Linked DNA regions of Homo sapiens: region 1 is linked to region 2. Evidence: read pairs that join two places in POLR2A ChIA-PET (ENCODE). Cell type or tissue: CD4-positive, alpha-beta T cell. All regions are shown on one strand. Each heading gives the region's core, and the rest is flanking DNA. Links, peaks and the distances in the headings are about the cores only. Region 1 overlaps CALR3 (calreticulin 3). Region 2 overlaps MYO9B (myosin IXB).

Region 1 (15,121 bases), core at 6,519-11,518, 640 kb after region 2:
CAGCCAAAACGCTTTTATTCCCGTTTTACAGATGAAGACATTAAGGCAAAGGTAGAACTTAAGGGGCTCCTTTCCTTGTTTTTTTGTTTCTTCTCTCCTTTTTTTTTTTTTTTTTTTTTGAGACGGAGCCTTGCTCTGTTGCCCAGGCTGGAGTGCAGTGGCGCGATTTCGGCTCACTGCAACTTCCACCTCCCGGGTTCAAGCAATTCTCCTGCCTCAGCCTCCCGAGTAGCTGAGACTACAGGCGCGCGCCACCATGACCGGCTAATTTTTGTACTTTTAGTAGAGACAGGGTCCACGTTGGCCAGGCTGGTCTCGAACTCCTGACCTCATGATCCACCCACCTTGGCCTCCCAAAGTGCTGGGATTACAGGCATGAGCCACAACATCCAGCCTCCTCTCTCCTTTCTTTATTGCCAAAGATTCCTTTTTTTTTTTTTTTTTTTTTTTGGTAGTAGGAGTCTCGCTCTGTCGCCTAGGCTAGAGTGCAGTGGCACGATCTTGGCTCACTCAAACCTCCGTCTCCCGGGTTCAAGTGATTCTCTTGCTTCAGGCTTCTGAGGAGCTGCGATTACAAGCGTGCGCCACCATGCCCTGCTAATTTTTTTAGAGACAGAGTTTCACCACATTGCCCAGGCTGGACTCAAACTCCTGGCCTTAAGTAATCCACCTGCCTCGGCCTCCTAAAGTGCTGGGATTATAGGCGTGAGCCATGGTGCTTGGCCTATTATCATTATTATTACTTTTATTGGTATTAGGTCCCCTGAAGTCCAAGGAGACATATTCAGCTTATTTGGTATAATAAAATCATACTTGAAGCACTGTCAAATATGCAATGGTATTTAACCTTCTTTGGATTATATTTATATGAATGTGTTATTAGTAGGCATTACCAAAATTGCCCCTCTTAATAGACACTAGTCAAGTGCATTTGAGGATCAAGGGCCATGCCCCTCAGAAGGAAAAGGTTAGTGGGTACTTTTTCTCATTTTAATTTTCGTATTAAAAAGAAAAATAGGCCAGGCGCGGTGGCTCATGCCTGTAATCCCAGCACTTTGGGAGGCCTTAGGCGAGCGGATCATGAGGTCAGGAGTTCAAAACCAGTCTGGCCAATACGGTGACACCCTGTCTCTACTAAAAATACAAAAATTAGCTGGGTGTGGTGGCTCATGCCTGTAGTCCCAGCTACTCGGGAGGCTGAGGCAGAAGAATCACTTGAACCCGGGAGGCAGAGGTTGCAGTGAGCAGAGATCATGCCCCTGCACTCCAGCCTCAGTGACAGAGTGAGACTCCATCTCAAAAAAAAAGAAAAATATGGTCAGGCACGGTGGCTCACGCCTGTAATCCCAGCATGTTGGGAGGCCAAGGCAGGCGGATTACTTGAAGTCAGGAGTTTGAGACCAGCCTGGTCACCATGGTGAAACCCTGTCTCCACAAAAATACAAAAAAGTTAGCCAAGTGTGGTGGCGCACAACTATAATCCCAGCTAATTGGGAGGCTGAGGCAGAAGAATCGTTTGTACCCAGGAGGCAGAGGTTGCAGTGAACTGAGATTGTACCACTGCACTCCAGCCTGGGTGACAGAATGAGACTCCATTTCAAAAAATAAAAGAAAAAAATACAGAGATAAACATTACATCTTGTCGCCTGCACATTCTTCAGGGTACAACACAATGAGCTTTTACTTTTGTACAGGCAGGTCAAGATAAGGCAAGCGAATCACTTGAGGTTGAGACCAGCCCGGCCAACATGGCGAAACTCCGTCTCTATTAAAAATACAAAAATTAGCTGGGCATGGTGGCACACATCTATAATCTCACCTACTTCAGAGGCTGAGGCAGGAGAATCACTTGAACCCAGGAGGCGGAGGTTGCAGGGAGCCAAGATCATGCCACTGCACTCCAGCCTGGATAACCGAGCAAGACTCTGTCTCAAGAAAAAAAATATATATATATACAAATATTAGCCGAGCATGGTGGCATAGGCCTGTAGTCCCAGCTACTTGAGAGATTGAGGCAGGAGAATCACATGAACCCGAGAGGCGGAGGTTGCAGTGAGTCGAGATCGTGCCACTACACTCCAGCCTGGGCAACAGAGCAAGACTCTGTCTCAAAAAAAAAAAAAAAAAAAAAAAAATTCTAGCTTCAAGAGAGCTAATTCAAGCTCAAAGTTTAAGGACAACTGTGTGGAAAACACAGATCCCAAAGAATAGAAGTCAGTGTTCTGAAGTGTAGAAGTTTGGGATCATTTGTATAGACAAAGTTTAGAGAAGCTTAACAGAATTTCAGCATCTTTCTAGGCAAGGCTTGATAGATAATGACCATGATCCCATTAGTCAAGGTGGTCTTTTTCTTTTGAGAAGGTATATTTAACATTTCACCCTGAAGATGTAACAGTCACGGCATCTTTTGTGCCATCTGGTCTGAGTTAGGTACAGGTCAGTCCTGGAGGCAGTTAATCTGTAACTAAGGTCAGTGGTCACAAATAGAGGAGGCCTGGTCTCTGGTTTGTCCTAGTCATTTGCCAAACAAGAACAATGAGGAAGAAGGTTTATCTATGATTTAAGAAGCAGAGGTTACACCTGCATGCTGCATGACTCAGATCACACAACTTGCTCAAGGTTTTTATTTATTTTATGTATTTATTTGAGAGAGAGTTTCACCCTTGTTACCCAGGCTGGAGTGCAATGGCGTGATCTCTGCTCACCACAACCTCCGCCTCCCAGGTTCAAATGATTCTCCTGCTTCCAGCCTCCCAAGTAGCTAAGATTACAGGCATGTGCCACCACACCTGGCTAATTTTTTTTTTTTTTTTTTTGAGACGGAGTCTCGCTCTGTAGCCCAGGATGGAGTGCAGTGGCGCGATCTCGGCTCACTGCAAGCTCTGCCTCCTGGGTTCACGCCATTCTTCTGCCGAGTAGCCGGAACTACAGGCGCCTGCCACCACGCCCGGCTAATTTTTTGTATTTTTTTTTTTTTAGTAGAGACAGGGTTTCACGTGTTAGCCAGGATGATCTCGATCTCCTGACCTCGTGATCCTCCCGCCTCGGCCTCCCAAAGTGCTGGGATTACAGGCATGAGCCACCGCGCCCGGCCTAATTTTGTATTTTTAGTAGAGACAGGGTTTCTCCATGTTGGTCAGGCTGGTCTCCAACTCCCAACCTCAGGTGATCCGCCCGCCTCGGCCTCCCAAAGTGTTGGAATTACAGGCGTGAGCCACTGCGTCTGGCTTATTTATTTTTTTAAACGGAGTTTCGCCCTGCCACCCAGGCTGGGGTGCAATGGCTCCTCCATCTCCCAGGTTCAAACAGTTCAGCTGCCTGAGCTTCCCGAGTAGCTGGGACCACAGGCACGCGCCACTACGCTCGGCTAATTTTGTATTTTTAGTAGAAATGGAGTTTCCCCACGTTGGCCAGGCTGGTCTCGAACTTCTGACTTCAAGTGATCCACCCGGCTCAGCCTCCCAAAGTGTTGAGATTACAGATGTGAGCCACCATGCCTGGCCTCTCAAGGCTTTAAATTGTATTTGCTTTCACATATGTGAAAGTTTAGGCCAGGCACAGTGGTTCACACCTGTAATCTTAGCACTCTGGGAGGCCAAGGTGAGTGGATCACTTGAGGCCAGGAGTTCAAGACCAGCCTGGGCAACGTGGTGAAACCCCATCTCTACTAAAAATATGAAAATTAGCCAGGCATGGTGTCGCACGCCTGTAGTCGCAGCTACTCAGGAGGCTGAGGCAGGAGAATCGCTTGAACCTGGGAGGCGGAGGTTGCAGTGAGCAGAGATTCAGTCTGGGCAATAGAGCGAGCCTCTGTCTCAAAAGAAAAAAGAAAAGAAAGAAAGAAAGTTTAGTGTCCATTAAGTTTCACTGGAACACAGCCACATCCATTCTTTTTTTTTTGGAGACGGAGTCTCACTCTGTCACCCAGGCTGGAGTGCAGCGGTGCAATCTCGGCTCACTGCAACCTCCGCCTCCTGGGTTTAAGCGATTCTTCTGCCTCACTCTCCTGAGTAGCTGGGACTACAGGCACATGCCACCACACCCCGCTAATTTTTGTATTTTTAGTAGAGATAGGGTTTCACCATGTTGGCCAGGCTGGTCTCAAACTCCTGACCCCGTGATCCGCCTGCCTCAGCCTCCCAAAGTGCTGGGATTACAGGCGTGAGCCAGCATGCCTGGCAGTCCATTCATTTATATATTGTCTATGGCTGCCTTTTATGCTGAAAAGGCAGAGTAGAATGTTTAGGAAAGGGACCAGTCGGGCACGGTGGCTCACGCCTGTAATCCCAGCACTTTGGGAGGCCGAGGCAGGCGGATCATGAGGTCAGGGGATCGAGAACATCCTGGCTAACATGGTGAAACCCTGTCTCTACTAAAAATACAAAAAATTAGCTGGGTGTTGTGGCCAGCGCCTGTAGTCCCAGCTACTCGGGAGGCTGAGGCAGGAGAATGGCGTGAACCCAGGAGGTGGAGCTTGCAGTGGGCAGAGATCGTGCCACTGCACTCCAGCCTGGGCGACAGAGCGAGACTCCATCTCAAAAAATAATTAATTAACTAATTAAGAACAGTGGTATATTAAGAACAAAAACTTCCAGGTGTGTGAAATAAAAGTTGTATGGGCCAGGCACGCTGGCTCACACCTGTAATTCCAGCACTTTGGGAGGCTGAGACGGGCAGTCACCTGAGGTCAGGAGTTCAAGACCAGCCTGACCAACATGGAGAAACCCTATCTCTACTAGAAATACAAAAATTAGCCTGGCGTGGTGGCTAATTGTAGTTGTAATCCCAACTACTCAGGAGGCTGAGGCAGGAGAATCACTTGAACCCGGGAGGTGGAGGTTGCAGTGAGCCGAGATCACGCCATTGCACTCCAGCCTGGGCGACAGAGTGAGACTCCATGTCAAAAAAAAAAAATTATATAGAAGCAGAGTGCCTGCTAGTGGTCTACCCATTATGCATTATTGTATAATGCTCTGTTGGCACTGTAGATCACTGTAAATGGTTAGGACATTTATGTTTGGGAGTAAGGGAAGGACATCGATTTAACTTCCTGCGTTACTTAGCGCAGCGTCATTCCTGATCCTTCATGAGTATATTTTGTTCAAAGGTCTGCAAACCACTCAGAATGGCCGATTCTATGCCATCTCTGCACGCTTCAAACCGTTCAGCAATAAAGGGAAAACTCTGGTTATTCAGTACACAGTAAAACATGAGCAGAAGATGGACTGTGGAGGGGGCTACATTAAGGTCTTTCCTGCAGACATTGACCAGAAGAACCTGAATGGAAAATCGCAGTACTATATTATGTTTGGTGAGTTTACGTGGTGCAACACAACCACTTCTAGTGACTTTGAAAACCCTCCCACTTCACAGGATCTTTAGACTAAGACTTTGCTAATGTAGTGAAGGTAGTAGTATTGAGTATATCGGATCCAAGGTTTGTAGTAGTATTGAGTGTATCGGATCCAAGCACTATTAAGCCTAATTAATATAAAAAGGCAACTGTACCAGTCTGTTGTGTTCCTGAAGAAGTTATTTATTCACCATTAATGTTGCCCTCATGCAGGGTAAGGATACCTTATCTGAAATGTTTGGGACCAGAGTGTTTTGGATTTTGGAAATTTTTTTTGGATTTTGGATTATTTGCATTATCCTTACTGGTTGAACAACGCTAATCTGAAAAATCTGAAATCCACAATGCTCTGATGAGCATTTCCTTTGAGCATCATGTTGATTCTAAAAGTTTTGGGTTTTGGAACACTTCAGATTTGCGATTTTTTGATTTGGGATGCTCAACCTGTGTAGTTTTTTTGTTTGTTTGTTTTTGTTTTTGTTTTTGTTTTTGTTTTTGTTTTTGTTTCGAGCCCGAGTTTTCACTCTTGTGAACCAGGCTGGAGTGCAATGGCAATGGCTTGATCTCGCCTCACTGCAATCTCCGCCTCCTGGGTTCAAGTGATTCTCCTATCTCAGCCTCTTGAGTAGCTGGGATTACAGGCATGTGCCACCATACCTGGCTAATTTTTTTGTATTTTAGTAGAGATGGGTTTTTTTTTTTTTTGAGACAGAGTTTCGCTCTTGTTGCCCAGGCTGGAGTGGAATGGCATGATCTCGGCTCACTGCAACCTCCTCCTCCCAGGTTCAAGGGATTCACCTGCTTCAGCCTCCCAAGTAGCTGGGATTACCGGCATGCACCACCATGCCCAGCTAATTTTTGTATTTTTAGTAGAGACGGGGTTTCTCCATGTTGGTCAGGCTGGTCTTGAACTCCCGATCTCAGGTGATCCGCCCACCTCAGCCTCCCAAAGTGCTGGGATTACAGGCGTGAGCCACTGCACCCGGCCAAGATGGGGTTTCACCATGGTGGTCAGGCTGGTCTCGAACTCCTGGCAGGTATCGAACTCCTGACCTCAGGTGATCCACCCACCTTGGCCTTCCAAAGTGCTGGGATTACAGGCGTGAGCCACCACGCCTGGCCTCAACCTGTGTTTTGAATCCTTCAGTACTCAGTAAACCTTGGCCGTGGGCCAAATTGGCCCACTGCCTGTGTTTATATAACCTGTGAACTAAAAATGTTTTTTACGTTTTTAACTGGTTGGAAAAAATCAATACAAGATGATATTTTGTGATACATGAAAATTATATGAAATTTAGATTTCAGTGTGCATAAATGAAGTCTTACTGGAATGCAGCCTCACTCTGTTCATTTATATGTTGTCTGTGGCTGCTCGCCAGTACCAGTGGCAGAGTTAAGTTGTCATGACAGAGATCATTAGGCTTACAAAGCCAAAAATATTTTACCATCTGGCCTTTATAGAAAAAGCCTGCAAACCTCTAGAAAATATTAAATGTCTCCTGACAACAGGGGTACTTGATTAAAATTTGTGCTAGAACTGGGAAGGGACCACACTGGGCCACAGGAAATAGACCTAAGTATAGTGTAACTTAAAACTTTAATAATAAATGTACCTCAGGCCGGGTGTCGCGGCTCACACCTGTAATCTCAGCATTTTGGGAGGCCAAGGTGGGCAGATCACTGGAGTTCAGGAGTTCAAGACCAGCCTGGCTAACATGGTAAAACCCTATCTCTACTAAAAATACAAAAAAAATTAGCCGGGCATAGTGGCACATGCCTGTAGTCCCAGGTACTCAGGAGGCTGAGGCAGGAGAATTGCTTGAACCTGGGAGGTGGAGGTTGCAGTGAGCCGAGATCTCACCACTGCACTCCAGCCTGGGTAACAGAACGAGACTCCATCTCCAAAAAAAGAATGAATGTACTTCCAAAATATTCATCCTCAGCTGGGCACAGTGGCTTATGCCTGTAATCCCAGCACTTTTGGGAGGCCAGGCAGGAGGATTACTTGAGTCCAGGAGTTCGAGACCAGCTTGGCCAACATAGTGAGACCCTGTCACTACAAAAAATAAAAATTAGGGCTCTGTGCGGTGGCTCACGCCTGTTATCCCAGCACTCTGGGAGCCAGAGGCGGGCGCATCACCTTAGGTCGGGAGTTCGAGACCAGCTTGACCAACATGGAGAAACCCCGTTTCTATTAAAAATACAAAATTAGAGCCGGGCGCGGTGGCTCACACCTGTAATCCCAGCACTTTGGGAGGCCGAGGTGGGCAGATCACGAGGTCAGGAGATTGAGACCATCTTGGCTAACACAGTGAAACCCCGTCTCTACTAAAAATACAAAAAATTAGCCAGGTGTGGTGGTGGGCACCTGTAGTCCCATCTACTCGGGAGGCTGAGGCAGGAGAATGGCCTGAACCTGGGAGGCGGAGCTTGCAGTGAGCTGAGATCACGCCACTGCACTCCAGCCTGGGCAACAGAGTGAGACTCCGTCTCAAAAAAAAAAAAAAAAATTGAAAATTAGCTGGGCGTGGTGGCGCATGCCTGTAATAATCCCAGCTACTCAGGAGGCTGAGGCAGGAGAATCACCTGAACCTGGGAGGCAGAGGTTATGGTTAGCCGAGATTGCACCATTGCACTCCAGCCTGGGCAATGAGAGCAAAAATCCGTCTCAAATAAATAAATAAATAAATGATACAAAATACAAAATAAAAATAAAAATAGAACTAAAAAACACCCAGATATCTGAAACATCAAGGGAGGATCACTTGAGCCCCGGAGTTTGAGACCAGCTTGGGCAATATAGCAAGACCCCATCTCTACAAAATGTTTTTTTTTTTTTTTTTGTGGAGACACAGCTTCGCTCGTCGCCCAGGCTGGAGTGCAACGGCACGATCCCGGCTCACTGCAACCTCTGCCTCCCAGGTTCAAGCGATTCTCCTACCTCAGCCTCCCAAGTAGCTGGGGTTACAGGTGCCCACCACCATGCCCAGCTAATTTTTTTGTATTTTTGTAGAGACGGGGTTTCACCATGTTGGACAGGCTGGTCTCGACCTACTGACCTCAGGTGATCCACCCACTTTGGCCTCCCAAAGTGCTGGAATTACAGGCGTGAGCCACCACGCCTGGCCCCATCTCTACAACAATTTTAAAAATTAACCCAGTGAGGTGGCGCACCCCTGTGGTTCTAGCTACTCAGGAGGCTGAAGCAGGGGAATCCCCCGAGCCGAGGAGTTTGAGGATGCAGTAAGCTATGATCACACAACTGCACTCCAGCCTGGATGACAGAATAAGACCCTGTCCGAAATAAATAAATAAATAAATAAAGACCCCTATATAGCATGTGTCTACTACATCTGAATTGCCAAGCAGCATAATTTGGGGTCAAAAAAAGATTAAAATAAATTTTTCTTAGTATTTCAGTTTTTAATTCAACAGTTCCATTTTACTCAAACCCACTCTGTTACTATTGGGACACTTTGTTGCAATGAGTCAGCGCCAGCCATTAGTGTGAGGGGAGCTTGCTGAGGGTGAGGGGTTAAGGAGGAGGACAAGGGAAGCACAGTTATTGTCAGTCTTGACATTTGCATGAATTCCTATGCATAAGTTATGCATAAAACCTCAGACAGGCAACACAGAGCCCATCTGTCTACATTTCCTCATGAACATCCATTACATGTGTAAATACCTTTTTTTTTTTTTTTTTTTGAGATAGAATCTTGCTCTGTCACCCAGGCTGGAGTGCAATGGTGCAATCTCGGCTCATTGCAACCTCCGCCTCCCAGGTTCAAGCCATTCTCCTGCCTCAGCCTCCCCAATAGCTGGGATTACAGGCGTGTGCCACCATGGCTGGCTAATTTTTGTATTTTTAGTAGAGGTGGGGTTTCACCATGTTAGTCAGGCTGGTCTCGAACTCCTGACCTCGTGATTCACCCGCCTCAGCCCCCCAAAGTTCTGGGATTACAGCCGTGAGCCACCATGCCCAGCCCACACTTTTTTTTTTTTTTTAATTGAGACGGAGTCTCGCTTGGTCACCCAGGCTGGAGTACAGTGGCCCGATCTCAGCTCACTGCAACCTCCACTTCCTGGGTTCAAGTGATCCCCTCACCTCAGCCTCACAGGTCCCTGGGACTACAGGGACACGCCACCACTCCCAGCTAATTTTTGTATTTTTAGTACACACGGGGTTTTACCATGTTGGCCAGGCTGGTCTCAAACTGGCCTCAAGTCATCTCCCCACCTTGGCCTCCTAAAGTGCTGGGATTAGCAGGCCACTTTGAATATTTAAATAAGCTTCAGAACACACTCAAAAGTGAGTGGAAAGCCAGGACATTGTCCTTTAACAACAATAATAAGATATTCACACATGTGACCAGATGCAGTGGCTCACACCTATAATCTCAGCACTTTGGGAGGCCAAGGCAGGCAAATCACTTGAGGTCAGGAGTTTGAGACCAGCCTAGCCAACATGGCAAAACCTGTCTCTACTAAAAACACAAAAATTAGCTGGGCCTGGTGGTACATGCCTGTAATCACAGCTATTCTACTCGGGAGGTTGATGCAGGAGAATCACTTAAACCCGGGAGGCGGAGACTGCAGTGAGCCAAGATCCCACCACTGCACTCCAGCCTGGGCGACAGAGTGAGACTCTGTCTCAAATAAATAAATAAATATCTTAGTGTGAATATCTGATTATATGTAAGAAGAATGGACTGCACGTGGTGTTTCAAGCCTGTAATCCTAGGACTTTGGGAGGCCGAGGCAGGTGGATCACAAGGTCAGGAGTTTGAGACCAGCCTGGCCAGCATGGTGAAACCCCATCTCTACTAAAAATACAAAAATTAGCTGGGCATCGTGGCATGCGCCTGTAGTCCCAGCTACTCAGGAGGCTGAGGCAGGAGAATTGCTTGAACCCAAGAGGCAGAAGTTTCCGTGAGCCAAGATCACTGCACTCCAGCCTGGGTGACAGCAAGACTCCGTCTCAAAAAAAAAAAAAGAATGGTTGTGGGTTGGTTATTCTACGGTGATGCATTATGGAAAGAAATTGAGAGCAGCTAATCTTTTTTGTAGGACCCGATATTTGTGGATTTGATATCAAGAAAGTTCATGTTATTTTACATTTCAAGAATAAGTATCACGAAAACAAGAAACTGATCAGGTGTAAGGTAACTGCTCTTGTATTCAAATAAATGAGTGTTAACTCCTGCCAGACTAAGTTTAGAAAAAATAGTTTTGATAATAAAATACTTAACTGAGCCAGGGATGGGTCTTTGTAGACATACCTCCTGTTTCCAGTTTCCAGTTTAGGGGGCCCATTGGAGATACTTCTCTCCTTTAACTGGTTTCCTGAAGTTTTTACCCCATCAGGAGGGCACTCTCATTTTTTACTGTGAGCTATGACATGTCATCATTTGCCCTATGAGGGTTACAATAGTACAGTCACATTTCAGCCACATCCATCCTCATTAATGAATGAAATATTCAGGATGAAAAAAACATTCTGGAGAAATGTCTGGGTGCAGTGGCTCACACCTGTAATCCCAGCAGTTTGGGAAGCTGAGGCAGGAGGACTGCTTGAGCCAAGGAGTTCAAGACCAGCCTGGGCAACATGGCGAAATCTTGTCATGACAAAAAATACAAAAATTAGCCAGGTGTAGTGCCAGGAACCTGTGGTCCCAGCTACTGGGGAGGCTGAGGTGGGAGGGTCACTTGAGCCTGGGAGGTCAAGGTTGTAGTGAGCTCTGATTGCACCACTGCACTCCAGCCTGGGTGACAGAGCAAGACCCTGTCTCAAAAAAATAAAAATAAAAATAAACTGCATATTTAGACTTGCATTAAAACATCGAGAGTTGGCCGGGCGTGGTGGCTCATGCCTGTAATCCCAGCACTTTGGGAGGCTGAGGCAGGTGGATCACCTGAGGTCAGGAGTTCGAGACCAGCCTGGTCAACATGGTGAAACTCTGTCTCTACTAGACACAAAAAATTACCCAGGCATGGTGGCAGGTGCCTGTAATCCCAGCTTCTCAGGAGGCTGAGGCAGTAGAATCGCTTGAACTCAGGAGGTGGAGGTTGTAGTGAGCCGAGATTGTGCCACAGCGCTCCAACCTGGGCGACAGAGTGAGACTCCATCTCAAAAAAAAAAAAAAAAAGAAAAGAAAAGAAAAAAGAAATTGAGGATTTAATTGTTACGCTTTTCCCCCTAAAATATGCAGGTTGATGGCTTCACACACCTGTACACTCTAATTTTAAGACCAGATCTTTCTTATGATGTGAAAATTGATGGTCAGTCAATTGAATCCGGCAGCATAGAGTACGACTGGAACTTAACATCACTCAAGAAGGAAACGTCCCCGGCAGAATCGAAGGATTGGGAACAGACTAAAGACAACAAAGCCCAGGTGTGAATTTTTCCTGGGCAACTCTAAAAAGTGCACAAATGTAGTTTGTAAGTACCCAGTTACTGGACAATTGCTGCATGGCTGGTAGCCACGATGGCAATATTATAGAACCAAATGCCCTCCCCAGAGCACACACTGCAGACCAGCCACATCTCTACACATCTGAAGGTATCGTAAAACATTTATTTATTTACTTATTTATTTATTTTTTGAGACAGAGTTTCGTTCTTCTTGCCCAGGCTGGAGTGCAGTGGCGTGATCTCAGCTCACGGCAACCTCCGCCTCCCAGGTTCAAGTGATTCTCCTGCCTCAGCCTCCCGAATACCTGGGATTACAGGCACCCGCCACCATCCCTGGCTAATTTTTGTATTTTTAGTAGAGATGGGGTTTCACCATGTTGGCCAGGCTAGTCTCGAACTCCCGACCTCAAGTGATTTGCCTGCCTTGGCCTCCCAAAGTGCTGGGATTACAGGTGTGAGCCACCACATCTGGCCATCACCATCACTTTTTGCACCATCATTTTTCACTCTAGCCACTACTTGAGGTTTCCACACCGCTGCTCCTCTCCATAGCATGCAGGAAAGGGCTAAAGTCATATGGCAGGTTAGGGAGAAAAATCTAGGCAGTGTGGTGTTGCCCTGAAGTCCTCAGTGGGATTGGAAGCACCAAGCACTTGGCCTCCTGACCACCAAACTGAAGAAGGGAGAGGGACACTGGGACAGGGGTCACCAGCCTGTGCCTGCCACTTGGCATCTAATAATTTCCTTTCTCAAATCTGAGCATCTGGCTGGGTGTGGTGGCTAATGCCTGTAATACCAGCACTTCCAGAGGTCAAGGCAGGAGGATCGCTTGAACCCAGGAGTTCGAGACCAGCCTGGGCAACAGAGGGAGACCCTGACTGTACAAAACATAAAAATAGTAGCCAGGTATGATGGCGGGCGCCTGTAGTCCGAGCTACTTGGGAGGCTGAGGCAGGAGGATCACTGGAGCCCAAGAGGTTGAGGCTGCAGTGAGCCATGATTGCACAACCGCACTCCAGCCTGGGTGAGAGCAAAACCTAGTCTCAAGAAACAAAAACAGAAGCAACAACAACAAATATATGAGCATCTGACTGATTTTACTTTTTCCTTACATGTCTTTGAAGGACTGGGAGAAGCATTTTCTGGACGCCAGCACCAGCAAGCAGAGCGACTGGAACGGTGACCTGGATGGGGACTGGCCAGCGCCGATGCTCCAGAAGCCCCCGTACCAGGTGTGTGGCCTCTTTGTATGATGCCAGGGATGCCCCAGGGCTGCCCCTCCGCTGCCCATGTCATTGAGACCACCCCATATGGTTTTTTTGATACAGGATGGCCTGAAACCAGAAGGTATTCATAAAGACGTCTGGCTCCACCGTAAGATGAAGAATACCGACTATTTGACGCAGTATGACCTCTCAGAATTTGAGAACATTGGTGCCATTGGCCTGGAGCTTTGGCAGGTCATTTGGTTTTAACTTTACTTTAGATTTTTTGCGTGTGTGTGTTTTGTTTTGTTTTGTTTTGTTTTGTTGAGACAGGGTCTCATTCTGTCACCTAGGCTGGAGTGCAGTGGCACCATCCTAGCTCACTGTAGCCTCAAACTAGGCCCAAGCGATCCTCCCACCTCAGCCTCCCAAGTAGCTAGGACTACAGGCACAAGCCACCACATCCAGATTTTTTTTTTTTAAGAAATGGGAGTCTAGGCTGTGCGCGGTGGCTCACTCCTGTAATCCCAGCACTTTGGGAGGCTGAGGCGGGTGGATCACAAGGTCAGGAGATCGAGACCATCCTGGCTAACATGGTGAAACCCCGTCTCTACTAAAAATACAAAAAAAATTAGCCGGGCGTGGTGGCGGGCGCCTGTAGTCCCAGCTACTCGGGACGCTGAGGCAGGAGAATGGCGTGAACCCGGGAGGCAGAGCTTGCAGTGAGCTGAGATCGGGCCACTGCACTCCAGTCTGGGTGACAGAGCAAGACTCCGTCTCAAAAAAAAAAAAAAAAAAAAGAGATGGGAGTCTCAGAACTTCTAGGCTCAAGCAGTCCTTCCACCTCAGCCTTCCAAAGTGCTGAGAGTTTTGTTTGTTTTTTTGTTTTAATGCTTTGGTGATCCCAGCTGGGCTCAGTGGCTCATGCCTGTAATCCCAGCACTTTGGGAGGCTGAGGGGGGCAGATTGCCTGAGCTCAGGCGTTTGAGAGCAGCCTGGGCAACATAGTGAAACTTCGTCTCTACTAAAAATACAAAAATTAGCTGGGTGTGGTGGTGCGTGCTTGTAGTCCCAGCTACTCAGGAGGGTGAGGCATGAGAATAACTTAATCCTGGGAGGAATCACTTGAACCCAGGAAGTGGAGGTTGCAGTGAGCCAAGATCGCGCCACGGCACTCCAGCCTCCGCAACAGAGTGAGACTTCACTTCATCTCAAAAAAAAAAAAAAAAAAAACAGAGCGAGACTAAGTCTCAAAAAAAAAAAAAGTTTTGGTGATCCCGATGTGCAGCCACGTTTAAGGAACCAGTGCCTTAGAGGGAAAGGATATTCTAGAAATGGGTTTAAGCACCACCTACTATTCTAATTGCTGTTATAGTATACACTACTGAGCAAAATACAACTGTTTCTTTTTGAAAAGTTGTTACATATGTCACATCAATAATGAAGGCCTAGTAGCCAGGGACAGTATGGCTCACGCCTGTAATAGTCCCAGCTACTGGGGAGGCTGAAGTGGGACCATCACATGAGCCCAGTTCTTTTTTTTTTTTCTTTGAGACTGAGTCTCACTCTGTCACCCAGGCGGGAGTGCAGTGGCACGATCTCAACTCACTGCAGCTTCTGCTTCCCGGGTTCAAGCGATCCTCCCACCTCAGCCTCCCAAGTAGCTGGGACTACAGGCATGCACGACCACACCTGGTAATTTTTGTATTTTTAATAGAGATGGGGTTCACCGTGTTGGCCAGGCTAGTCTTGAACTCCTGACCTCAAGTGATTCACCTGCCCCAGCCTCCCAAAGTGCTGGGATTATAGGTGTGAACCACCACGCCTGGCCAAGCCCAGAAGTTCAAATCCAGCCTAGGCAACATAGCAAGACCCCATCTCTAAAAAATAAAAAATGTCACCTGAGCTTCATGTATTTCCAAAGGAAAAAAGAAATGAAAAATAAACAAATAATAAAGAATAAAAGCATAATAATGAAGGCCTTATTTTCATCTGCAGGTGAGATCTGGAACCATTTTTGATAACTTTCTGATCACAGATGATGAAGAGTACGCAGATAATTTTGGCAAGGCCACCTGGGGCGAAACCAAGGTATGAAGCACGTGATTAACTCTTCCTACATCACTATTTCATTTGTGTAAATTTTTT
Region 2 (15,121 bases), core at 5,134-10,133:
GCGAGACCTCCGCCTCAGAAAAAAAAGAAGTAGGAAAGTAGGGCTGGTGCTGTGGCTGATGCCTATAATCCCCCAGCACTTTGGGAGGCAGAGATGGGAGGATCGCTTGAGGCCAGGAGTTTGAGACCAGCCTGGGCAACATAGTGACACCCCATCTTTACAAAAAATAAAAAGCTAGGTGTGGTGGGACACACCTGTTGTCCTAGATACTCAGGAGGCTGAGGCAGAAGGATCGCTTAGGCCCAGGAAGTTGAGGCTGCAGTGAACTGTGATTGCACCACTGCACTCCAGCCTGGGTGACAGAGCGAGACCCTGTCTCAAAAAAACGGAAGTAGAAAGTAGAATACTGGTTACCGGGGGTGGCGGCAGGGTTGGGGAGATGCTGGTCAAAGGATATAAATTTCAATTAGAGAGGAGGAATAAATTCAAGCGATCTATTGTATAACATGGTGACTGTAAATATTTTTGTATTTTGAAAATTCCTAAGAGAGAAGATTTTAAGTGTTTTCATCACAAAACATGTTGAGTATGTCAGGTAACGCGTACGTTAATTAGCTCCATTGACCCTTTCCACAATGTATACGTATTTCAAAATGTCATGTTGCACATCATGAATATATACAACTTTCATCAATTAGAAATAAAATAGGCCGGGCGCAGTGGCTCACGCCTGTAATGCCAGCACTTTGGGAGGCTGAGACAGGCGGATCACAAGGTCAGGACATCGAGACCATCCTGGCTATCATGGTGAAACCCTGTCTCTACCAAAAATACAAAAAATTAGCCGGGCGTGGTGGCGGCGCCTGTAGTTCCAGCTACTCGGGAGGTTGAGGCAGGGGAATGGCACGAACCTGGGAGGTGGAGCTTGCAGTGAGCCGAGATCATGCCACTGCACTCCAGCCTGGTGACAGAGCGAGACTCCGTCTCAAAAATAAATAAATAAATAAATAAAAAAGAAATAAAATAAGGCCTGGCGCTGTGGCTCACACCTGTAATTCCACCACTTCGGAAGCCAAGGTGGGTGGATCACTTGAGGTCAGGAGTTCAAGACCAGCCTGGCCAACATGGTAAAACCCCATCTCTACTAAAAATACAAAAATTAGCTGGGCGTGGTGGTGGCGCCTGTAGTCCCAGCTACTCGGGAGGTTGAGGCAGGAGAATGGCACGAACCTGGGAGGTGGAGCTTGCAGTGAGCCGAGATTGCGCCACTGCACTTCAGCCTGGGCGACAGAGCGAGACTCTGTCTCAAAAAAAAAAAAAAAAAAAAATAATAATAATAAATAAATAAATAAATAAGAAATAAAATAAGGCCTGGCACTGTCGTTCACACCTGTAATTCCACCACTTTGGAAGCCAAGGTGGATGGATCACTTGAGGTCAGGGGTTCAAGACCAGCCTGGCCAACATGGTGGAACCCCGTCTCTACTACAAATAACAAAAATTAGCCGGGCGTGGTGGCACAAGCCTGTAGTCCCTCCTACTTGGGAGGCTGAGGCAAGAGAATTGCTTGAACCCAGGAGGTGGAGGTTGCAGTGAGTCAAGATTGCACCACTGCACTCCAGCCTGGGTGACAGAGCAAGACTCTGTCTCAAAAAAAAAAAAAAAAAAAAAAAAAGAAATAAAATAAGCCAGGCACAGTGGCTCACAACTGTAATCCCAGCAATTTGGGAGGCCAAGGCAGGAGATCACTTGAGCCCAGGAAGTTCAAGAGCAGCCGTGAGATCCTGTGTCTACAAAAAAGAAAAAAATAGCCAGGCGTGGTGATGCATGCCTCTAGTCCCAGCTACTCAGGGGGCTGAAATGGGAGGATCACTTGAGCCCAGGAGGTTGAGGCTGCAGTGAGCCATGATTGTGCCATTACACTCTAGCCTAGACGACAGAGTGAGACCCTGTTCCCCGCCCCACCCCCCAAAAAAATTAAAGAAAAATTTTAAAAACCTCGTGAAAAGCACAGAAGAAAGAAATCCATAAAGCTATTGGTCATAATTCAGCTTCCCCCCAGTCACGGTTTCTAGGTAAAACTAACGTAGAGGCAGTCTTGCCTCTTCCTCTGACAGGGCTGGCCTAGGTGTGGGCCCAGTGGGGATGCCATGTGCCCACCAGGGACATTGAGGGCTGGAAGAAGTCTGGCCGCCTTCCAAACGCCCCTGCCTTTGAGATTTTTCTTCTGGGCAATTTAAAAAGGTTTCTTGAATTGAGAAAGTTAGAGAAGAATTATTCAATAGGGCCAGGCACAGTGGCTCACGCCTGTAATCCCAGCACTTTGGGAGGCTGAGGCGGGCAGATCACCTGAGGTCAGGAGTTCAAGACCAGCCTGGCCAACACGGTGAAACCCTGTCTCTACGAAAAATACAAAAATTAGCCGGGCATGGTGGCGTGCGCCTGTAGTCCCAGCTACTTGGGAAGCTGAGGCAGAAGAATCGCTTGAATGCGGGAGGCAGCGGTTGCAGTGTGCCGAGATCATGCCACTGCACTCCAGCCTGGGTGACAGAGCGAGACTCCGTCTCAAAAAAGGATTATTCAATGGTACTCATTAACACATGGGCAGGATGCCTTTATTCCCACTACTGTGATGGGGCCTTCCAGTGGGGGAGAATGATTGGGCTCAAATCTGAATATGGCTTGGGCAAGCGGGACTTTATAACCAAGGAGCAGGGTGGGGGTCAGTGGATGGAAAATTACTAAGAGGAAACACTGAGCATACAGCAGTTTCTAGCTAAACCGACCTAACAGGATTCTTGCTGAAGACAGGCCAGGGTGATCAGATAGTACCTGGGGTATGGGGGAAGATACAGAGCCCGATCAGACATCAAGGGTGATCAGCTCTCAAGGGCAGAGGGTTCCTGTTAAACTGACTTAGCAGGGTCTCAGCTGAAACTGGATTTTATAAAGAAGTGCACAGATGGGACTGGGACAAGGTTCAGGAGTCTAATGTTCAGTCAAACAGAGAATCTGTGAAAAGAGACATCCAGGGTTGAACGTCCTATGTAGGCAAAAATTCTAGATTTTTTTTTTTTTTTTGAGACCAAGTCTTGCTCTGTCACCCAGGCCAGAATGCAGTGGCTCACTGCAACCTCCGCCCCCCAGGTTCAAGCGATCCTCCTGCCTCAGCCTCCTGAGTAGTGGGGAGTACAGGTGTGCACCACCATGCCTGGTTAATTTTTTTTTTTTTTTGAGACGGAGTCTCGCTCTGTCACCCAGGCTGGAGTGCAGTGGCACGATCTCGGCTCACTCCAAGCTCCGCCTCCTGGGTTCACGCCATTCTCCTGCCTCAGCCTCCCGAGTAGCTGGGACTACAGGCGCCCACCACCACGCCCGGCTAATTTTTTGTATTTTTTTTAGTAGAGACAGGGTTTCACTGTGTTAGCCAGGATGGTCTACGATCTCCTGACCTCGTGATCCGCCTGCCTCGGCCTCCCAAAGTGCTGGGATTACAGGCGTGAGCCACCGTGCCCGGCCAATGCCCGGCTAATTTCTGTACTGGTAGTAGAGATGGGGTCTTGCTATGTTGGCCAGGCTGGTCTCGAACTCCAGTCCTCAAGTGATTCACCCGCCTCAGCCTCCCAAAGTGCTGGGATTACAGGTGTGAGCCACTGTGCCTGGTCAAAAATTCTATATCTTCTATCTAAAGGATGGCTCTCCTCTTGGTTGGAATGCCTGGTAACATTTTAGGGAGGCCAGGCAGGTGGCTCACATCTATGATCCAAGCACTTTGGGAGGCCAAGGCAGGAGGATCGCTTGAGGCCATGGATTCAGGACCAGCTGGGCAACATAGCAAGACTCTGTCTCTTAAAGAAAAATAACTGAAAAGTTCACCAGGTCTGGTGGTACACACTTGTAGTCCCAGCTACTTAGGAGGCTGAGGGAGAGGGATTGCTTGAGTCCAGGAGGTCGAGGCTACAGTGAGCTATGATTGCACCACTGCACTCCAGCCTGGGCAACAGAGTTAGAACCCATCTAAAAACAAACAAACAAACCAAAAAACCAAAAAAACCATTCTCCCTAAAACATTTTAGGGAGAACAGAGACTATGACATATCATGACCTGTGGTGAGGAGTGGCCCACTAGGGGCATATACTGTGGGATTCGAGACTCCCTCTTCAACTCGCATTCCTTTAAGAAGCAGACCTGCCATCCCCATTTCAGACGAGGAAACAGAAGTGCTGAAAGGTCTGCCGCCCTCCCTCAAGTCCAAGAGCAGGAGGCTGACGCGTCCGTGGCTCCCCTCCTGGCCCATGCCCTGCCCACCTGCCCTGACACGTTTGGTTACGTTTAGCCACAGCTCAGGTGTCTTGGCCTCTGGGAGCCTCCCTGGACCTGCCTGGACAGAGTGGGCTGCTCACTTCCCGGAGCCTTGATGCTGTTTCTTTTTGTTGTTGTTGTTGTTGTTGTTGAAACTGTCTCGCTCTGTCGCCCAAGCTGGAGTGCAGTGGCACGATCTTGGCTCACTGCAGCCTCCACCTCCCGGGCTCGAGTGATTCTCCTGTCTCAGCCTCCAGAGTAGCTGCAACTACAGGAGCCCGCCACCAAGCCCAGCTAATTTTATTGTATTTGTAGTAGAGACAGGGTTTCACCTCGTTGGCCAGGCTGGTCTCGAACTCCTGAGCTCAGGCAATCCACCTGCCTCAGCCTCCCAAAAGTGCTGGGATCGCAGGTGTGAGCCACCATGCCCGGTCCCTTGATGCTGTTTCTTCCTCCCTCTGCAACACCACCTCTGGGTGAAGCCTCCACCCCCCTGCTCAGGCCATGAGCCACGCAGAACTTCTGATCTCCCCTGTCCCGTCAAGGCCATGCAGGCACTGAGATGAAGGAGTGACCGGTATGGCCAAGAGAGGCTGCGGCTGGAGAAAGAACATCTGCAAATATCGAGCCACCACAGAGCCTAAAGAAAGGGGCTGAAAGAGGGAGATTGTCCCCTTGCTTTTTGGTTTGCAAAAGTCCTCTCTCCTTCTAGCTGGGTAAGGTGGAGACCACCACATGACACTGGCCAGGGCCTGGCAGCCAGCTTGGACCTCCTGTTATTTCTTTCCTGTATTCTCCAAGTTCCTAGCAGAACTTTCTACCTGAAACAGCACTCGTCCCGAGGCCACGGAGTAGGTGACGCCCACCTGGGGACACTGACAGCAGTCAGACCCAGACGAGAGCTGTGACCCTGAGCGCCGGTGGCTCAAGCCGGTAGGCGGAGGCCACATCCCAAGGCTGTGCCAGGCCCTCATGGACACAGGAGCCCTATGGGCAGTGCCCTGTCCCAGGACGCCTGAGGGACCGGGGGGTTCTGCTCTGCCAGGTCTGCCAAGCAAACAGCCATGGGGCAGCCACTGGGAGCTGGGGCTGTGCTTCACGGAAATGCCAGGGAAATAAACCCCCAGGTCCTCATGGGGCTGCAGGCTATTTCTTTTAGTGAGACAAGGTCTTGCTTTGTCACCCAGGCTAGAGTACAGTGGTGTGATCCTAGCTCACTGCAGCCTCAAACTCCTGGGCTTAAGCGATCCTCCCGCCTCAGACTCTCAAGTAGCTGGGACCACCGGCGCATACCACTGTGCCTTGCTAAATTTAAAAAAAAAAATTTTTTTTTTTCAGTATAGATAGGGTCTTGCTATGTTGCCCAGGGTGGCCTTGAACTCCTGGGCTCAAGTGATTCTCCTGCCTCGGCCTCCCAAAAAGCTGGGATTACAGGCTTGAGCCACCATGACTAGCCAGGTTGCAGGCTACTTCTGCTGAGACACTTTGCAAGATTCAGTGGATCCTGGTGGCCAGGGGGAGGGTTGGAGGTTCAAGGCTACTGCTGGGCAATTTGGGCAAATTAGTTCACGGCTCTTGGATTTCAGATTTCTCTCCTGTAAGGTAAGGTTTTGGAAAAATCTCTGCCTTAGCAGATGGAGGATTAAGCGGGATTTTCTGTGTGAATCAGGGGCCAGTAAACTTGTTCTGCGAAGGGGCAGGTGGTGAATATTTTTGGCTCCATCTGCTGTCACCGCTCAGCTCTGCCAATGTGGCAGGAAAGCGGTCACAGACAAACAGGTAGGGGCATGGGTGTGGCCACATGGAGGACACCCTCCTGGTACCAGTGATCTCTACCGGGGGTCTGCAAAGTGTGGCCAGCCACCTATTACTGTACAGCCTACGTTCTAGGGACAGTTTTCACATTTTAAAAATGCTTAGGGGGCTGGGTATGGTGGCTCACACATATAATCCCAGCATTTTGGGAGGCCAAGGAGGGCGGATCACTTGAGGTCAGGAGTTCATGACCAGCCTGGCCAACATGGTGAAACTCCGTCTCTACCAAAATACAAAAGAAATTAGCCGGGTGTGGTGGTGGGCACCTGTAGTCCTAGCTACTCGGGAGGCTGAGGCAGGAGAATCGCTTGAACCTGGGAGGCGAAGGTTGCAGTGAGCCAAGATTGCGCCACTGCACTCCAGCCTGGGCGACAGGGCAAGATTCCAACTGGAAAAAAAAAATGCTTAGGGGAGAAAAAAAGTCAAAAAATTGGCCGGGCATGGTGGATCATGCCTGTAATTCCAGCACTTTGGAAGGCCGAGGGGGGTGGGTCACAAGTTTGAGACCAGCCTGGCCAACATGGTGAAACCCCATCTCTACCAAACTACAAATGAAATTAGCCGGGCGTGGTGGTGTGCACCTGTAGTCCCAGTTACTTGGGAGGCTGTGGCAGGAGAATCGCTTGAACCTGGGAGGCAAAGGTTGCAGTGATCCAAGATTGTGCCACTGCACTCCAGCCTGGGCGACAGAGTGAGACTCCATCTGAAAAAAAAAAAAAAAATGCTTAGGGGAGAAAAAATGTCAAAAGATCGGGTGGGTGTGGTGGCTCATGCCTGTAATTCCAGCACTTTGGAAGGCCGGGGGTGGGGGGTGGGGGTGGGGGTGGGGGTGGATCACAAGGTCAGGAGTTCGAGACCAGCCTGGCCAATATGGTGAAACCCCGTCTCTATTAAAAGCACAAAAATTAGCCGGGCATGGTGGTGGGCGCCTGTAGTCCCAGCTACTTGGGAGGCTGAGGCAGGAAATCGCTTGAACCCGGGAGGAGGAGGCTGCAGTGAGCTGAGATCGCACCACTGCATTCCAGCCTGGGCAACAGGGCGAGACTCCGTCTCAAAAAAAAAAAAAAAGAAAAAAAAAAGTCAAAAGATCTCTTGATGGCTGAAATTGATGTGAAATTCAATTTTCAGCAGCAGCAAATGACGTTTTCCTGGCACACAGCCACATCGGTCTGGGTCTGGCTTAAGGCTGCATTTGAGTTACAATAGCAGAGTCAAGCCATTCTGACAGAGACTGGGTGGCCCCTAGGATCTGTGTGAAATACAGACTGTCTGGTTTTCGTGAGAAAAGAGTGGCCAGGGGCCGCTGTTCTGGATCCTCTGTTAAATGGGGTTTTCCGGGGATCCCCGACATGGTTCCAGCAGGATGGGTCGGCAGGAGGTGAGTGTCACCCTGGGTGACTGGTCTCCCGAGGCCATGGTGGGGACGTGGAGGAGCAGGCCTGGGAAGCACCCAGGACAAAATGGGTCCACAGGGTCACGTGCCCAAGGAGGGCTGGGTGAGAAGAGACTCCCTGGGAGCTGGGAGCAGAGGGGGCGGAGGCCAGCAGGCAGGGCTGGAGGCGAGGAAATGAGAAGTTTAGCTGATGCTTTCAACAGAGCTCAGAGCTGTGGTGAAGGCGGGGCCGAGGGAATGAGGAGGTTAGTGGGGGCCATGTCGGGGATGATGCCAGCCAGGCACAAGGAAGACCCTGCGAAGGGGGTGGGTGTCATGGAGGTGAGGAGGCAGCTATGTGGTGCAAGACAGGACTCCCCACACCCCCAAGCCCAAGCCTGCACAGGAGGCAGCTGCAGGCTCAGTTGGCCTGCGGATGTGGGGGCAGGAAGTGGAAGAGTCACCCCAACCTCATGGCTCCCCTATTCGCAGAGGAGGAAGTGGAGGCTCTCCAGGGCCCCTAGCCTAGCTGCTGCCGGGTTCTGTTCTTTTCTGGTTGCTCAAGGGGTTTGGGGCACCCCGGCAGGCTCTCGATAGCTGGTTGCTGGTCAGATGGACGGACGGCAGGGATGTACAGAGAGCTGAGTGCTCCCAACGCCGTATGTCCCAGTTCACAAGAGACACCAACTGTCAGCCACAGACGCAGATGGCATTACAGCAAACACTGAAACGCAGCAAGGACTCCCAGGGCTAGGACGTGGCCCTTTAAGGACAGACTCCTACCATGAGCTAAAGTCTCACAGCAAACCCTACAGGGGTGGGGTAGGGGAAGCCTTAAATAACAACAAAAACCTAAGTGTGAAACAAGTTACTGAAATCTTACATATGTCACTAAATTTGGGTTTAGGTTATCACGAAACCACGTACTAGGTCACAGAAAGAATACAGAACAAACCAGGCTTTGATGGGGGAAGGTCCTGTTTGGTTCTCAAGGCTGTGAAAACATCTGAAGAATTTATCATATTTCCCCTAGGGCTCATCTTACCCTTTTTTTGGGGGGGGGGGGATGGGGTTTTACTCTGTTGCCCAGGCTAGTGTGCAGTGGCATGATCTTGGCTCACTGCAACCTCTGCCTTCCAGGCTCAAGTGATTCTCCACCCTCAGCCCTCCAAGTAGCTGGGACCACAGGCATGTGCCACCACGCCCGGCTAAGTTTTTGTATTTTTGGTAGAGATGGGGTTTCATTATGTTGCCCAGGCTGGTCTCGAACTCCTAAGCTCAACTGATCTGCCCACCTTGGTCTCCCAAAGTGCTGGGATTACAGGTGTGAGCCACCGCAGCTGGCCTCATCTTGCCCATTTGATGCCCAAATCATTCTCTTTGGGGGTTACTTTGTTCTTTTTTCTCAGCTTGAGATAGGACATGAATTCATTTACTTCCGTTCTTTCCTATTTGTGGATCTAATGGGTGTTCAGCTATGTGGTGTCCTCCTACCATCACTTTAAATATAGCCCATGGATTCTGATAACATACGGGTGTTTGTCACTGATTTTTAGAAAACCTGCAATTTTGGTCTGTTTGTACCTTTTTTTTTTTTTTTTTTTGAGACAGAGTCTCACTCTGTTGCCCAGGCTGGAGTGCAGTGGCGCGATCTCGGCTCACTGCAACCTCTGCCTCCCAGATTTGAGCAATTCTCTTGCCTCAGCCTCCTGAGTAGCTGGGATTACAGGTGCCCGGCTAATTTTTGTATTTTTAGTAGAGACGGGGTTTTGCCATGTTGGCCAGGCTGAGCTCGAACTCCTGACCTCAGGTGATCTGCCCGCCTTGGCCTCCCAAAGTGCTGGGATTACAGGCATGAGCCCCCACGCCCAGCTGTGTTTGTATCTCTTCATCTAAGAGTTGCTCAATATAAGTTTACTTTAAAAAAAAGTTCCACGAAGTTTTATTGCATTGTTAGAGTGTCACTTGTAATTGTTCTACTCTGGGAAGTTCTAAATGCTTTCTCTTTACCTGACATAGGAATGATTTTTATTTGTAGAGATGGGGTCTTGCTATGTTGCCCAGGCTGGTCCTGAACTCTTGGGCTCAAGTGATCCTCCTACCTCAGCCTCCTCAACAGCTGGGATTACAAGTGTGTACCACCACACCTGACTCTGATATAGAAATGATTTTTGAGTCCAGGTGTGGTGGCTCACACCAGTAATCCTAGCACTTTGGGAGGCCAAGGTGGAAGGATTGCTTGAGGCCACAAGTTGGAGACCACCCTGGGCAACATAGTGAGACCCCGTCTCTACAAACAATACAAAAATTAGCCAGACTTGATGGTGGTAAGTGCCTGTAATCCTAGCTGCTTGGGAGGCTGAGGTGGGAGGATCACTTGAGCCCACGAGATTGAGGCTGCAGTAAGCCAAGACTGCACCACTGAACTCCAGCCTGGGTGACAAAGTGAGACCCTGTCTCAAAAAAGAAAAATGATTTTTTGAGAATGTTCCATGTATGTGTAAGGAGGTTTATTCTCTTAAGAGTTCACGATATGGCCACAATGTCTGCCTTAAGCATGTGGTTTGGGCGTCTTAACATCCTTGCCTATTTTCTATCTACTCAACCAAGCTGTGTGTGTGTTTCTCCTTGTATCTTTTAGAATTTTTACTTTGTGGCCAGGTGTGGTGGCTCATGCCTGTAATCCCAGTACTTTGGGAGGCTGTGACAGACGGATCACCTGAGTTCAAGACCCGTCTCTACTAAAAATACAAAAATTAGCCAGGTGTGATGGCGTGCGCCTGTAATCCCAGCTATTTCAGAGGTTGAGGCAGGAGAATCGCCTGAACCAGGGAGGTGGAGGTTGCAGTGAGCTGAGATCATGCCACCGCACTCCAGCCTGGGTGACAAGAGTGAAACTCCATCACACACACACACACACACACACACACACACACACAAATTTCTACTGTATAAAGGCAGTGGCTATGTTGTTTGGTGCATAGATATTCACAAGTGTTATACCTTTATTGCAAAGTGAGGCTTTTGGCATCATAACCAATCTTTGCCACATGTAATGTGCAGAGGCCTGAACTATGTCCGAATTGCAGCTCTGCTATCTCCCGTTTCTCACTGCCTGGTACACCTGTGCTTGCTTTCCCCTTTGTTTTTAACTTCCTGAAGCCCTTTGATTTAGGTGTGTCTTGTGTATAAAGCAAGGAACAGAACTTGCTTTATATACTTGCAAGCCAAGCTGAAAATCCTTTCATTTTATTTACTTATTTATTATTTATTTACTGAGACAGGATCTTGCTCTGTCCCCCAGGCTGGAGAGCAGTGGTGTGATCGTAGCTCACTTCAGCCTCCAATTCCTGGGTCCTGCGGCCCTCCCACCTCAACCTCTTGAGTAGCACCACCTTGCACCACCACGCCTGTTTAATTTTTTAATTATTGTAGAGACAGGGTTTTGCTTTGTTGTATAGGCTGGTCTTGAACTCCTGGCTTCAAGTGAGCTTCCTGCCTTGGCCTCCCAAAGTGTTGGGATTACAGGCATGAGCCACTGCAACTGGCCCTGAATGATGTCATTTAAAGTTACCAGCATCATGGCCTCATTAGCTCCTAAGGCTCTGTCCACCATGGTTGAACCTCTTTCCTGCCTGCTAACTGATACCTGCCTGTCATTGGCTGTCTGTGTCTATGTCCCAAACTCCTGGGCTCAAGTGATCGTCCCGTCTCAGCCTCCTGAGCATCTTGGATTACAAGCATGTGCCACCACACCTGGCTGTGATGTAGGAATGATTTTTGAGACTGTTCCATGTAGACTTAAGGAGGTATGAGGGGAGTGATTCTCCAGATCACCTGTTTTTTTGAGGCAGAGTCTCACTCTGTTGCCCAGGCTGGAGTGCAGAGGTGCAATCTCCCGGGTTCAAGCAATTCTCCTGCCTCAGCCTCCTGAGTAGCTGGGATTACAGGTGCATGCCACCACACCCAGCTAATTTTTGTATTTTTAGTAGAGACGAGGTTTCACCATGTTAACCAGGCTGGTCTCGAACTCCTGACCTCAGGTGATCTGCCCCCCTCTTACTCCCAAAGTGCTGGGATTACAGGCCTGAGCCACTGCGCCTAGCCTCCAGGCAACTTTTGATGGCTTCCTGAAATAATGCATCTTTTGCAAGAAAGATTCTCAACCTCACTTTGCAACCAGCTTGCACCGTATTTGCATCATGGGAGGAGCCAGCCTTAGGCTAAGCTGAGAGGGGAGTCTGAGTGGAGGCTCATTCTGCAAGTGTTCAGCTCATTTGGAAAGGTTTCATCTTGAGATGACGTTTGCTTCCCCACACAATCTCCAAACCACAGGGACTTGAACAGCAAAGACTTCCAGTACTTTTTTTTTTTTTTGAGACAGGGTTGCATTCCTGTCGCCCAGGCTGGAGTGCAGTGGCACGATCCTGGCTCAACACAACCTCCAACTCCCGGGCTCAAATGATTCTCCTGGCTCAGCCTCCAGAGTAGCTGGAACTACAGGCACGCAGCACTGTGCCGGGCCAATTGTCATATTTTTAGTAGAGATGGGGTTTTACCATGTTTCCCAGGCTGGTCTCAAACTCCTGACCTCAAGCAATCCAACCGCCTCAGCCTCCCATAGTGCTGGAATTATCGGCGTGAGCCACCGCGCCCTTCCAGTACTTTTAATGCGGCAAAAGTGAACATTTGCACATGTAAAGAAAGGTAATCTCCTTAGGGAGGGCTGGAAGGAGGGTCTGTAGCTACCACAGCACCTCTCTGCCCTCCCTGCAGGTGCCACTGCCTCTCTCTGTAAACTTGGGGTGGGGGATGCCTTTTGGGGCCCCCAGGCTCCCCTTGGACCCACTCTCCAGAGCTGTGGTCAGCAACCCGTCATCCTGTGGCGGCAGCTCTTGGATATATATATATATATATATTTGGAATACATATCTGCTGTAAGTGTGGGTTCCCTCACTTATGGTAGTGGGGAAAGAAAGTCTGAATCACCAAGATTTCAGTTTGCCCTCATCTCCCGAACCCCAGTGTGGGACCACTGCTGTGTCCCTTCAGTGGGCTGTGGTGAGGAAGAGAAAAAGTTGACAATCCAAGTACAAGTAAGCGGGTGTGTTAAAAACAACAGGCCAGGCGCCGTGGCTGACGTCTGGAATCCCAGCCTTTTGGGAGGCCAAGATGGGTGGATGGCTTGAGTCCAGGAGTTCGAGACCAGGCTGGACAACATGGCAAAACCCCATCTCTACTAAAAATACAAAAATTAGCTGGGTGTGGTGGTGCACGCCTGTAGTCCCAGCTACTTGGGAGGCTAAGGTGGGAGGATCGCTTGAGTCCGGGAGGTGGAGGTTGCAGTGAGTTGAGATCACACCATTGCACTCCAGCCTGGGCGATAGAGCCAGACTCTGTCTTGAAAAACAACAACAAGAAACCCCAGACCGGGTATGAGGGCTCATGCCTGTAAATCCCAGGGCTTTGCAATCCTCCTGCTTCAGTCTTCTGAGTTATCTGCAACTACAGGCATGTGCCACCATGTCAGGACTAAACTGCTCTATATCTGCTGTTATATATCTCTCTCTCTCTCTCCAGAACATATACTCCAAGAGCTGCCGCCACAAACCCACTCCAGCCAGTTTATTCAATACTCACCATGAGGACTGTTACCAATTAGCATAAAGGAGATATACATTTAGATATCTATCTATCTATCTTTTTTTTTTTTTTTTTTTTTTTTGAGACAGAGTCTTGCTCTGTTGCCGAGGCTGGAATGCAATGGCATGATCATGGCTCACCAACTATAACCTCTGCCTCCTAGGCTCAAACGATCCTCCTGCCTCAGCCTCCTGAGTAGCTGGGGTTACAGGCACATGCCTGGCTAATATTTTTATTTTTTGTAGAGATGGGGTCTCACTATGTTGCCCAGGGTGGTTTCAAACTCCTGGCCTCAAGCAATCTTCCCGCCTTGGCTTCCCAAAGCACTGGGATTACAGATGTGAGCCTGAATGGCCCTTCATTCCTTTTTATGGCTAAATAATCTCCTTTGAATCCAATCTGCTCTGAAAAGGGGCAGTAGCGGTGGCTGCCCAGCCTGTCTTGGGCGCTCACTCCAACGCTGAATGGTATACTGTGTGGCATCCTCCTTGGGTCTGGGGAAGCCACAGCAGGCACTGCCCTGAGCCCAGAGGGATCATATGATACAAAGACCCTTGCTGCTCCTGACAGTTGGGCACAAGCTGCTCCTCATCACCTCCATCTTGGTTTACACATCCTGCCTTTGACATATCATGGGCCTGCAATCCTCCCACCTCAGCCTCCTGAGTAGCTGGGACTACAGGCATGCGCCAGCACGCCTGGCTAATTTTTGTATTTTTCGTAGCAACGGGGTTTTGCCACGTTGTCCAGGATGACCTCAAACTCCCGAGCTTGGCCGGGCGCAATGGCTTATAGCTGTAATCCCTGCACTTTGGGAGGCCGAGGCAGGTGGATCATGAGGTTAGGAGATCGAGACCATCCTGACTAACATGGTGAAACCCCATCTCTACTAAAATTAAAAAATTAGCCGGCCATGGTGGTGGTGCCTGTAGTCCCAGATACTTGGGAGGCTGAGGCAGAAGAATGGCATGAACCCGGGAGGCGGAGCCTGCAGTGAGCTGAGATTGCGCCACTGCACTCCAGCCTGGGTGACAGAACGAGACTCTGTGTCAAAAAACAAAAACAAAACAAAACAAACAAACAAACAAAAAACTCCTGAGCTCAAATGATCCTCCTGCCTCGGCCTCCTGAAGTGCTGGGATTACAGGTATGAACCACGGGGCATCTCTGCTTTTCTTTACGTGGCAGTTCCAGAGTAAGGATGGGAGCGCACTCAGGCATAGGAGGACCGCCCAGGCTCCCCTCCTCGGCCTCCCTGCTGCCTCAGTGTCCTGTGACTCCATCTCAGCACTCGCTCATTCCTGGCTCTTCCTCAGCCAACACCAGAAGCCGGCTGTAAGAAACACAGGGTCGCTGAAGAGAGCCTGCTCAGAGCCTCAGGGTGCAAGGCAGTGGGAGCCACACCCCATGCTTGCCCGTCATCCTGGATCTGTGCTCTGAATCTCCCAGTGGTGCTGTGCGCTGGCACTGAAGGGACATGGAGGCCTTTGGGTGGGACTTAAAAGGATGATGGTGGCAAGAGTATTCCAGATTGAGGGCACAGCACATGCAAAGGCCCTGGGGCGTGAGAGATCAGGAGGCAGAACAGAGAGGTCAAGTGACTTGCTGCAGGTCACACAGCATGCAGGCAGCCAAGCCTGCACTCAAACCCCCACATCTTGCTTCCTGGCCATTCCTCTGAACTCCTGGAGCTGGTAAATTCTGGTTTGTAGGGGAGAGGTGAGAGGTGCCGAGAACGGGTCCAGGCACTTTGGCAGGACTGGAGATGTCCCCTCAGGCCGGCCTGCACTGAGGGCCTCTCCAGGGGCTGCCTGCCCTTGTCGTCTTCTCATCCTCCTTGGAGGACAATCTTATTAACAATTACACCTTCCACAAACAGCTCCCTCCACACAGGTGGTGGCTTCATTTAAAAGAAAATTTAAATTAAAAAAACAGGCCCGGCATGGTGGCTCACGCCTGTGATCCCAGGCGTGATCACAGGAGGCCAAGGTGGGCGGATCACCTGAGGTCAGGAGTTTAAGACCAGCCTGGCCAACATGGCGAAACCA

What was found. ChIA-PET counts read pairs that join two places held together with the same protein. Peaks named below come from ENCODE experiments on the same cell type or tissue, not always from the same donor. Only the 100,000 strongest peaks of a DNase experiment are listed, where the experiment ranks them.
Region 1: POLR2A ChIA-PET joins it to region 2 with 5 read pairs; 2 of 35 experiments call an interaction of 5 or more read pairs at or near these places.

The regions. Positions count from the first base shown.
Region 1 is chr19:16,480,557-16,495,677 of GRCh38, reverse strand. CALR3 (calreticulin 3) reads left to right here. Exons shown (of 9, transcript NM_145046.5): 3 at 5,108-5,311; 4 at 10,421-10,515; 5 at 11,563-11,748; 6 at 12,893-13,000; 7 at 13,097-13,228; 8 at 14,972-15,064. Among named protein-coding and RNA genes, the nearest start is that of CALR3, 8.0 kb to the left of the region's middle. RefSeq lists an enhancer at 1-247 and a silencer at 8,766-9,060. In CD4-positive, alpha-beta T cell, for the core only: no CTCF peak of the experiment used is centred there; no DNase peak of the experiment used is centred there.
Region 2 is chr19:17,118,673-17,133,793 of GRCh38, reverse strand. The region is part of intron 2 of MYO9B (myosin IXB); the gene reads right to left. Among named protein-coding and RNA genes, the nearest start is that of SNORA118, 34 kb to the right of the region's middle. RefSeq lists enhancers at 1,855-2,853, 7,240-7,679, 7,790-8,179. In CD4-positive, alpha-beta T cell, for the core only: no CTCF peak of the experiment used is centred there; DNase peaks (open chromatin) are centred at 7,483, 7,863 and 8,283; H3K4me3 peaks cover 1,529 bases; H3K27ac peaks cover 3,409 bases.